Regions from separate parts of the Homo sapiens genome. Here region 2 is linked to region 1. A link is a contact called in ENCODE Hi-C or POLR2A ChIA-PET data. All regions are on one chromosome and are shown on one strand. The core of a region is the stretch at or near the end of the contact, and the rest is flanking DNA. Distances in the headings are between cores, read along the strand shown. Region 1 has its middle 34 kb from the start of NRAD1. Region 2 overlaps LINC00390 (long intergenic non-protein coding RNA 390).

The links. Hi-C counts contacts between places; a loop is a spot of excess contacts on that map. ChIA-PET counts read pairs that join two places held with the same protein, here RNA polymerase II (POLR2A). Pooled maps may share reads with other maps.
Region 2: a map of left ventricle myocardium superior shows a loop between it and region 1 (5-fold over the local background). The contact joins two enhancer-like sites. A Hi-C loop is called at or near these places in 25 of 168 maps with a recorded cell type or tissue (IMR-90, Right ventricle myocardium inferior, aorta and 15 more), 1 of 37 single-sample maps with no recorded cell type and 16 of 50 pooled maps. POLR2A ChIA-PET finds 5 or more read pairs at or near these places in 2 of 52 experiments (T-cell and activated B cell).

Annotation. Positions count from the first base shown.
Region 1 is chr13:44,053,143-44,058,912 of GRCh38, reverse strand. No RefSeq gene overlaps it. Among named protein-coding and RNA genes, the nearest start is that of NRAD1, 34 kb to the right of the region's middle. Within about 2 kb of position 2,937, at least 3 of the 41 ENCODE cell types and tissues checked have a DNase peak (open chromatin) inside an H3K27ac peak, as active enhancers do.
Region 2 is chr13:44,125,483-44,131,252 of GRCh38, reverse strand. The region is part of intron 2 of LINC00390 (long intergenic non-protein coding RNA 390); the gene reads left to right. All of the region lies in intron 1 of SMIM2-AS1 (SMIM2 antisense RNA 1), which reads right to left. Among named protein-coding and RNA genes, the nearest start is that of SMIM2-AS1, 18 kb to the right of the region's middle. Within about 2 kb of position 2,597, at least 3 of the 41 ENCODE cell types and tissues checked have a DNase peak (open chromatin) inside an H3K27ac peak, as active enhancers do.

The sequences.
Region 1 (5,770 bases), core at 1,688-4,187:
GCTCTTTGTTTCTCAGGAGATGTCTGCTGCATAAAGAGAGCAAAGTGGGAGAGTTTGTATTTTCCTGTACAGTTCTGTTCAAGTGTTCCATGGCATGTTTTTTCAGCTGCTAATAATGGAAATTCCTGCTGCCAAATATGTATTAATGATAACACCATTTAAACCCTTCCTGGCTGCCACTTTAGCACTAAGCCAGCACATTTGGGTTCCACGAAGCCAGATGGTACACATTTTTCTGGAATTTAGCTTTATGATGCCACTTCAATTGATTCTAGACTTTGTTATATGGCTCTCCCCTAATCTGTCTTACATTATTACAGGAAAGAGAAGTACTTTTTAAAAAATAAACTTGACTTTTTAGTATAGTCTTAGATTTACAGAAAACTTGCAAAGACAGTTCTTATGCTCCATGCTCTGTCTCCTTTGTTATTAGCATCTTACATCACGGCACATTTGCTGCAATTAATTCACCAATGTTGACACATTATTATTAATTTCAGTTCATACTTTATTCAGATTTCCTTAGATTTCACCTAACATCCTTTTTCTGTTCCAGGATCTCATCCAGGATGCCACATGATATTTAGTAGTTGTGTCTTCTTAGGCTGCGACAGTTTCTCACGTCTTTCATTTCTGATGACCTTGACAATTTTGAGGCATTTTTTTGCATGTCTCTTCATTGGGAATTGTCTTCCTCATGATTAATCCGGAGTTACAGGTTTGGGAGAGGAAGAACACAGAGGTAAAGTACCATTTTCCTCATGTCAAGGATACATTCGATGAACATGACTTACCACTGTTGTTTTTGATCACCTGGCTGAGGTGGTGTCCAGCAGTTCTCTCCAATGGAAAGATATTCTTTTATTCCCTGTTTTCACACTGTGCTCTTCTGAAGGAAGTGACTGTGTGCAGACCACACCATCTCATCTCTTTGAAGGTGGCGTATCCACATGAATTACTTGGAATTGTTCTGCATGGGAGATTTGTCCCTTTTACCACATTTATTTCTTTATTTATATCATTATGGACTCATGGACATTTATTTTATATGTTGAGTTATAATCCCATGCTACTTTATTTAATTTTTTGCTCAAAATTTTCCAGCTTTGGCCATTGGGAGCCTTCAGTTAGCTCCTGTATTCCTTTATAATATCTTCCTTATTGTGGAGTTTTGTTTGCTTTTTATGTTTGCTTTTGTATTTTGGACACTTCCTTACTTTCTTGCACTATAAGATACTCCAGGCTCATCCTGAATAGGTCTTTATGGTGTTGGGGTACATATCTTCTATACTCAATTTGTTGAGAGTTTTTATCATGAAGGAATGTTGAATTCTGTCAAATGTTTTTGTGTTTCCGTTAAAATGATTATACGGTTTTTGTCTTTCTTTCTGTTAATGTGATGCATTGCATTTATTGATTTCTCATATATTAAACTATTCTTGCGTCTCTGGAATGAATCCTACTTAATCATAGTTAATTATCTTTTAATTTTAAAATTTTAATGATCTCTTGAGTTTATTATTACTTGCTTTATGGCCTAGCATAAAATCTATATTGGAAATTTTTCCATGTGTACTTGAAAAGAATATGCATTCTGCTGTTGGTGGTGGAGCACCTTGTATATGTCAATTAGGTCAGGTTGATTGATACTGTTGTTTAAATCTTTCTAGTTGTTATATCAGTTAATGAGAGAGGAGTATGTGAATCTCCAACTATAATTCCAAACTATAATGCCAACTATAACTCCAACTGTTTCTACTACCAATTCTGTCAGTTTTTGTTTCATGCACTTTGGGGCTTTGTATAAATTATGTATTATAAATTATACATTTATAATTGTTTCATCTTCTTGATGTATTGATCCCTTTATTGTTATTAAATGTCTCTTTGTCTCTAGTAATACTTTTTGTCTGAAAATCTATTTTGTCTGATATTAAGGCAATAATTTCAGCTTTCTTCTAGTTACTGTTTGCATAGTGTAGCTCTCTGAAGTGTGTCCATTGTAACACAAATCTGCTGTAATTTACTTTTTGTTTCTTCATTGTTGGTTATTTATGTTAAGAATTGTTTTGTAGATAGTTTCCCTTCAGATGTTCAATTATTTTCTTAGAATAAAATTCATTTAATTATCATCCCTCAAACCAGAAATATTTCAAAAATTTTTCCATAGTTATATGGGCATAGTGATTATCCTTGGGAAATTATAAATTGACGAAAGTTATAATTATTTTGAAAGGAGTTGTACTATATGTTTTATATTTATTATATAGTTTCACATAATCCTTAAAACCATCCGGTAATATAGATATTTTTATTATTTTTATAATTGTTTTTTGAGACGGAGTCTCTCTCTGTCACCCAGGCTGGAGTGCAGTGGCACAATCTTGGCTCACTGTAACCTCCACCTCCCGGGTTCAAGCGATTCTCCTGCCTCAGCCTCATGAGTAGCTGGGATGACAGGCATGTGCCACCATGCCCAGCTAATTTTTGTATTTTCAGTAAAGATAGGGTTTCACTATGTTGGCCAGGCTGGTCTTGAATTCCTGACCTCAGGTGATCCGCCCACCTTGACCTCCCAAAGTGCTGGGATTACAGGCATGAGCCTGTAATTTATTTTTATTTTTACAGGTAAATACCTAAGGATCATAGAGATTAGGCAACTAACTGGTTCAAGTATACAAAACAAACACTAAACGAAAGAGCCAAGGTTTGAATTCAATTTCTGTTAGACTCCATTAGATAATATGAAGTTTTTCTTTAACTCTTTCTCTTTTCTTACTTCACTGCTTTCCCCACACAAGCATTTTTTTTTCTCCTCACCTATCCCCGTCCCTTTCTTTTTGTTTTTCTTTTTGAGACCAAGTCTTACTCTGTCACCCAGGCTGGAGTGCAATGGTGCGATCTCGGGTCACTGCAATCTCTGCCTCCCAGGTTCAAGTGATTCTCGTGCCTCAGCCTCTCGAGTAGCTGGGATCCCTGCCCCGTTCCTTTCAGATACTTAGTGGTTCATAGTGTGAAAGGAAAGTTAACACTTTCACTATGCCAAAAAGAAAAAAATTAAGCTGAAAGCTGAGTCATGCAAGAAACTGCCTTTCCTTTTGTTCCTAAGCAGACAGCTACAGATAAAAGGTTAAACATCTCCACGGGTAGCTACTCCATGTTCACCTTATCTCAATTTACTGAATGTGAAACAAATATTAATTGCCTATTCTCCTACCTGCTTTTTATCTCTTGCAACATGTGGATTCAGCAATGTGACCATCCATCCCCTTCCTCTTTCCACTCGTGCCCACTTTCCTCCTTTAAATATTGAAACCCTCAAAATCATCTCTGGAAAAAGGCACAGATCATAGACTGTTTCTGTGGTTCCATGTTCTTTTCTCCTGGTCCTGTCCTTAACCTTGGCAAAGTAAACTTCTGAATTGATTTAGACCTGTCTCAGATACTTTTTGGTTGACAGTAGCACGTTATTGGTCCCTCTCTGTCAGAGCCCAGAAACTGTGATGAACTCATTCACAGTTGTTGATGCCCTCTATAAAGGTATTGCCACAAGTGGGAATCCCATTCCATAAGAATATTATCTTATTGTTTCAGTGGAAGGTCAGGCAGAGAAATACAAGACGAGGACTTGGGAAAGGGGAGTTATTTTTGTTGTTGCTGTTAAAGTGATATATATATATATATTGTGTGTGTGTGTGTGTGTGTGTGTGTGTGTGTGTTTGATGGTGGTGGTGGTGGCCTATGTATTCTTAATGAGATCTCCTAAAAATATCCAATCCTGTCTCTCCAGGCTGATAAGTAATATCTGCTTATATAGCATCCATCACATATCATTTAACAACAGTTTCTAGGAGGAAAACCAAAACTGATGATAAAACATAGAAATAATTGGCAAGTAGATTGATGATAGTGAAATCCTTGTGTACATAACTGAAGAATAATATAGGGAAGGCAAAGAGGACTTTTGTCTGAATGGGGATTAGTCTATCCATCTATCAATCTATCTATCCACACAGATATACATAAATACACACATCTGTATATTACTCATTCTATATATGCATTTGTGTAGATATAGATATGGCTTCTCTATGTCAAACTAGCAATTACTTTTTCAGCACAAAATACCTCACTCAGCAATGATCCTCATCAATGAAATCAGATTTTGTTACATCACCGGAGAGTTCAAAAGCTATTCTCCCTTTTGTATTCTGTGCCAATAGAAAGAAACACACAAGAAGAAGACTGAACTTTAAACTTAGCAAATTTGAAATGCTGGGAGAATTTTATGCATGGTATAAATGATTTTAGATACAAATAGTGTTATTTCATGTTAATACTTCCCCAGAGCCACCATCCTTTTTTGAGTCTGCAAAGTGATTTAATTTTGATCTTTTAGAAATGTTCTTTTCTCCTGAGAAAAAAATTTGTCATGGAAACAGTGGCAAATGCAAAAAGGGTGGGCATTTACAGTTTCCCAAACTGTTAGAATTCTCAAATTCTGTCCCTGTTTTTTATGATGATGGGGGCACAAGGACAGGGATATGGACCGAGGGAGTGTTTGCACCAAGAAGAATATCTAGAAGAGAGTTCTGTACATTTCAGTCTGAATTTCACTGGGTATATGTCTTATGGGGAGAGACTAAGATGTAGAAACAGAGAGAAGAGACCACTGGTGAGAAGATGAGGCCATTCCTAAGATTTTTAATATAAATTTATAAACATACAGGTGTATGTGTATATATATATGCTTTGCACACATATGTATTTATGTGTTGTGTATACATATGTCTGTGCATGTATATGCATATACACACATATATACATACATTACATACATACACACATATGCATACTTTTTCCCACTGAAGTTGTTGAAACTCTTGAAAGTTGGACTTGAGTAATCAAAAGCAGTGCTTATTCTTTTCCATTCAGTACCAAGGAAATCATATTTACCACGGGTCCAGAAAAGTCTTTTCTCTCTTTCTCCTCCCCACTACCCACCAGTCCCCACTCCTTTTGCACATGCTATTTGGTCACTGGCCATCCCGAGTGGCTCATCTAGACAGGGGTATGTGGCCAGGAGAGGTTAGGGGTCGAGATAAGGTGGATGTTTGCTGTAAGGCAGTGCCTTCCTCTCCTTCTTAACCTGGGGTTGTGCTTCTGAGCATGTGAAATGTATTGTTCCTTAGTCCGATTTCCCAAATACAACCTGAAAATGTGAATGTAAATGCCTCTGTCCTTTAGCCAGACGTCTAGAGGGCTATCTGAGGGCCTCAGAAGTAAAACTGACCTCCCCAGGGAAACTAGGCTCTCAATTCCTTTCTTAATTCTCTGTAGGATAATAAAACATGAAGTGGAAGATCTTCTAGACCAGCACCTTAAATTTGCAGATGAGAAAGTTGGAACCCAGAAAGGCTGAGAGGCTCAAGGTCTCACAACTGTTTATGCTCAACTGGGAAATGAATTTGTTTCTCTGGCCCATCAGGTCAACATTCTTTCCACTCAGCTATGCCGCCTCCTACCTCCTGAAAAGATTCTAGCAGGACCCTCTGATGAAAAGGACCTTATCTTTTTATATCTGCTGTTTAAAGCTTTTTTTTAAAATCATCGCACGATTTTATGAGTTAAGTTATGTACATAAACAAATACTATTACTTATTACTTGTTTACTATCGCCCTTCTTTTGGACATCAGAAAACCGAGGGTCTGAGTTGCAGCAACTCCCACAGAATCTCAAAAATGCACCCAGACTGCTCCTGCTTGCAGG
Region 2 (5,770 bases), core at 1,348-3,847, 73 kb before region 1:
ATGGCTTCATCTGTTTGCCAACTCAGCATGGCCAAGTAACCTGTTCACAGTGCTTCAGATAATTCAGAATGAGAATAAGCCAAAGGGGAAAAAAAGCAAAGAAAAACTTTCTTTTGTGTCAATGACCTAGGCAATGTCGGGATTTTTTTTTTCAACTTAGATCATCCAGAATTTGGACTTGGGTCTTTTTGAATCGCTTCTAGGGATTTTTTTTTTTCTCCTGTTTTGGGAGATCATTCTAGCCCATTTGAAGGGCTGTGATTTCAGCACCAGCTGGGTTCCCTATCTTGGTTAGGTGTCCACTCTTTCCTTTATGGCTGACAGTTGTCCCCTTCCCCAGCACACGGCAGGAAGGGGCTCTCCTCTGAGGCCACTGTCAGGTCTGGGCATGTTAGCTCCCTGGCTGCCTGCCTGGCAGACATTACTGCCACACAGGGCCAGGGGGACACTGGGTTGAGTGGGCAAGAATGCTGGTGGTGGTAGCACCTGGGCTGCAGTTCACCATCTGGGACAGAACAGTGAGATGGAGCAGCCATGAGCAGATGGAGGGTGCACATCCATGGAGACTCAGTATGTGTCAAATACAGCCTCGTAAGGAAAGGGCACAGGCAGACACCGAAAGCAAGAAGGTTGTCACTTACAAGCTTTAAGAATCCAGAGGGAATTCTACCATGGAGAAATGAATGCAAAGAAAGACGCCTAAACGAAAAGAGGCAATGAATCCAAAGCTGAGACCAATAGGCAGCAAACAACTTGCAACTCAAAGCCACCAGCCTTGCCTTCCAGCCCTCCCTGATCTCCCCTTTTCCTGAACATGTATCACATTTTCCATCTTTATCACTTGTCTTGGCATTTACATCATACCCTATCTGACATTGTTTCCCAACTCTGGTCTCATGTGTATCCATTATGTCTTCATAGCTTAACTATGAACTCTTGGAGGGTGAGAGCATGCGTGACAACTGGCAAAAGGTATGGAGAAAACCAGTTTTTAAAACTCATATGCTTACTATATGAGAAATGATACAATTTAGCCATTGCGTTGTAAGTTGAACTAAATTGAGTAATAGTTATCATAAAAAGCAAATTGGCGCTATAAAAAACTATTCTCCACCTAATTTTTTGGTCCAAAATTATTTTTAAGGTTTTTATAGGAAAAAGTTTTAAACATAAGCTAAAGCAGAGGGAACAGTATAACTAGCCCCTATATAAGCATTATCTAGAGTCCAGAAATTTTAATTGAATTTTTCACCACTTTTGCTTCATTCATCCCCTTTTTAACCCAGAGGCATTTAAAAAAAACTCTAATTATAAAACCCAGATATGTTATTTACCCCTGTATACTTCAGCATGCATCTTTTAAAAATGTGGACATTTTCTTTAATAACCATAATGCTTTCATCCACTTAATGAGCATCAACTTAATATTAACAGTAGTTCCTGGGTATCATCTGAACTTGTCAATTGTCCAGAACATCACTGAAAAGAAGTCCTGTTACTCAGCCCTGTCACAAGGAGCCATGCTGGGAACTGACCTTGATTACACCTGAGGCCAATTCTTACTTGGTAGTAGTAGCAGAATCTGAGATTCATAATCACAAGCCCTTAACTTCCTACTCTCTGGCCTGGCCGCAGGACTGGCCTGGAGTCCAGCTTTCTGGAGAGAGGCTGCCAGGTTTCAGATAGCTGATGGTGTTTAGAGGGGTGTGTGTGTGTGTGTGCACCTAACCTAGGAGCCATCTTTGGGGTTATTAAGGTACGAATAGATTTCAGGGATGAGGGATAGAATTCAGGTGTCTGTGAATTTAGATGGGAAAAAAAGATACCTCTGAAGTTTTTACTAACCTCTAATGGAAATTTTAAATCTCTTTCAACTATGATGATAGGCAGCAAACTGCAGAAGTAGTTGCAGTATCTGTGACTGTCACCAATAGAAAGAAAATTATTTTAATATCACATCACATTATTGCAGGTATTGTCAAATATTGTGAATACTTATTACTTTGAAATTTTGTTAATTCTTTTCTCACCTCTAGATCTGGTTGTGGAACATGTCAGCAAAGAAACACACATATTATTAGATCACAAACTTGTTTTTGTTTCTACAATTCGGATAACTGTATTTCAGTATGCTTTGTTTCCTTTGTAATTCCATGTATTTTATTTTACGCATTTTAAAACAATATTCTGAAAAGGAGTCCGTAAGCCTTTACCAGATGGCCAAGGAAATTCACAGCACAAAAGGCAAAGAACCCCTGGGATGGAGCCAGCCTGTGTGGAGATGCCCAGAAAACATCTTCAAGGATTGTTCCTTGATTAATTCATCAATTTCTTGAACATAATAACCAGGGGTGAGAAATTGGCCCCTATAAGGAGTTCGGAAGTTGCAAGCGCCATGTGACAGCCTGTCTCCAAAATGACATTGCTCCTTGTGTTGGCATATGAGTCACAGACTTTGGCCAGCTCTTCTGAAAAGATGCTCCAAGTACTCCAGAGTACTATAAATATCCAAGGTATTAATAGAATTCCTCCCACCTCAAGGCTGCAGTTCCTCCCACTGCCTTCCCGCTGCATATTGGGCACATGTGGGGAGGACAGTTGGAGAAGCTCAGCTCACAGGCAGAAGCCTATGCGTTCTGTAGCCATGACACTGACTTGCCGTCCTGCGCGTGGGGAGAGGGAGGGAAAGCAATTTGTCTAAACTCCCTTTTCTGGAAAATGAAAATGATGCTACTTGCCACCTACCTCACAGAATTTGAAGTTAATCAGTACAGTTTATACGCGCAATCTTAGGAATATCACATTGTCATATCATAAAAAATTTACCAAGCTCTGCTAAATGCAGAGGGTAAAACTGACCAGCTGTTGCCAGAATCACATAGATCCCTATTCTTTACCTGAAAATTCATCAATCTTGTTTGCTTCTCACTGTCTAATGACTACTGGCATTATGCAATGAACTGCATATAATTGCTTATACAGTATATAATTGCCTTATACGGTAACATATCTTTAAGTTTTCTAATCAAGATAAAAGATCCTTTACAGTTATTTTTGCTTCCTACGGCCACAGCAATTTATCAGCCCTTGAATTTCACATTCACATTTGGTGCGGCTTTTGGCAGGGGTATGTAAATAACAATCAAACATTAAAAACAGGCTGGTAACTGTTCACATTAGCCCTAAACCGAAGATGATCCAAATGTCCATCAACAGTAGAATGAATGAAATAATTTATGATACATCCCCACAAAGGCATACTATACAGCAATGAGAATAAATGGACTATTGGCTATTGGCAAGGCCATGTATCAGTCTCACAAATATAAAGTTAAGGAAAAGAAGCCAGACAGTAAAGAGAACCCATTAAATTATTCCATTTATGTAGAGTTCACAAACAGGCAAAGTGAGCCTGGGGTGTTAGCAGTTAGAAGCGGAGGTTACCTGTGGAGAGGGAACAGTGGCTGGAAGAAGATATGAGAGGGTTTCTGGATGTTAGCAATAATTCTGTTTTTTGACTTGGGTGCTGGTTACTTGGATGTAGTCATTCTGTAAAACTTCATTGAGCTGTACACTTAAAATTTGTGCACTTACTTTTCTGTGTGTATGTTAAACTTCAAAACAAAGATTTAAAATTTTTAACAAAGAGAAAAGAACAGGGTACAAAAAATTGTTTTCAAACGCTCTTCTCCAGTGTATATAGCTTCTTGGAGAACTGGTGATGTTTGAAAACAATGTTAAGAAATCTGAAATTCTTGGGCAGTGCAATGGCTCATGCCTCTACTACCAGCACTTTGGGAGTCTGAGGCAGGCGGATCACTTGAGGTCAGGAGTTCAAGATCAGCCTGGCCAATATGGTGAAACCCCTTCTCTACAAAAATTAGCTGGACATGGTGGCAGGTGCCTGTAATCTCAACTACTAGGGAGGCTGAGGCAGGAGAATCACTTGAATCTGGGAGGCAGAGGTTGCAGTCAGCTGAGATTGTGCTGCTGCACTCCAGCCTGGATGACAGAGTAAGACTGTCTCAAAAAAAAGAAAAATCTGAAATTCTTAATTCGGATTTCTGGTAATATGAAAGTCACCAGAAAATAACCTACCCTGCCTTCTTTCCCTCCTTGGATTATAATCCTCTTGATTGACATATTTGTTAACCTTAGTGGGCAGATGTCATAAAACCAACCAGGATCTGTTCTAATGACTTGTTAAAGTGGCCTTAAATAAAGGGAGCTATGATGAGGGCTGCCCTACTAAGCGCTTCGCCCAGGGGGCTGGGTGATGATGTGGGTTTTGCTCTGACAAGGGCACTCAGCTAAGCCAGGGCAGTCAGGGCTGAGACCCGCTCTTTTTCGGCCCCTGTGATGTGTGCAGCATGGGGCTGGGTCAGCGAGATGAAAGGGAACCTTGTTCTAATTGGTCAGCAGAGAGGGCCTTTTTTCGCTAATTGGTAGGCCCAAAGTGGGTGCTGTTTTCTAAGCAGGTCTGCTTGTGTCTCCTACAGAGCCCTCTTTTTTTCATCACTTCCACTGCTGGGCTCGTGTTGGCCTGGAGCAGTGTCCCTGACTCCTCTGATTGCCTGCCTTCTATTTTCCTGCTTGTACATAGGAGGCCTCTGGGAACCACCTTCTTTCTTGTACTTCTCCCTTCACTCACACAACACACACCAGAGCACAGCCACAGCATAACCATAGGTTGTTTTTGTGCATTGTTGGGATACAATGCAGGAGCCCTGTTTAGGAGTCATTGAAACTCGGTTCCTATCCCAGTGCGTGGTGTTTAGAAGGAGCTTAATAAATATTTTTTCAATGAAGGAACTGCAGATTCTTCATACCTTTTTTGGCCTCTTGGGGTATTTGTTCTGAGTATCAGTGCGGTATAGTGGAAAGGGGGGATATCAGAATCAGAGCCCATGCCAGAATCCAGCAGGTTGCTCTTTAGGCCCTGGACAAATTACTTTCTTCCTGTCTCAGTTCCTCATCTGAAAAATGGGGATGATACATCTTCTTTGCAAGGGGCTGGGAAGGCTTACAAAAGCAAAACATATGTCGTTCCTTGAACAATGTTTGCACATTGCACTGCATGTTCTTCATTTACTCACTCATTCAATAAACATCCTATAAAGTTGGAATCAATGCCAGAAACCAGCCTGGCTGCAGTGATGCATAGAACAGGGTTCCCACTCTCATTGAGTGCAGAATCCTGTGTGGGATATATTTGTGATCATTAAATGCAAATAAAAAGTTCTTGTGGGTCTTATAATAGAAATACGTGCAGGGTTATATATCTGTCTATCCATCATTTAGCTTTCTAAGCATCCATTCTTCTATCTATACATGTACGTAATTCTTCTATCAGTATCTCATATGGTTTAGATCTCTGTCCCCACCCAAATCTCATGTTCAGTTGTTATCCCCAGTGTTGGAGGTGAGGCCTGGTGAGAGGTGTTTGGATCGTGGGGGTGGTTTCTCGTGAATAATTTAGTACTATCGTCTTGGTGCTGTTTTTGTGGTAATGAGTGAGTGAGTGAGTGAGTTCTTGCATGAGCTGGTTGTTTCAAAGTGTGTATCACCTCCCCTCTCTCTGTCTTGCTTCTGCTTCCACCATGTGAGACGCCTCATTCCCTCTTTGCCTTCCACCATGATTGTAAGTTTCCTGAGGCCTCTCCAAAAGCAGAAATACTGTGCTTCCCGTACAGCTTGAAGAACCATGAGCCAATTAAACCTCTTTTCTTTATAAATTGCCCAGCCTCAGATAATTCTTTACAGCAATGCG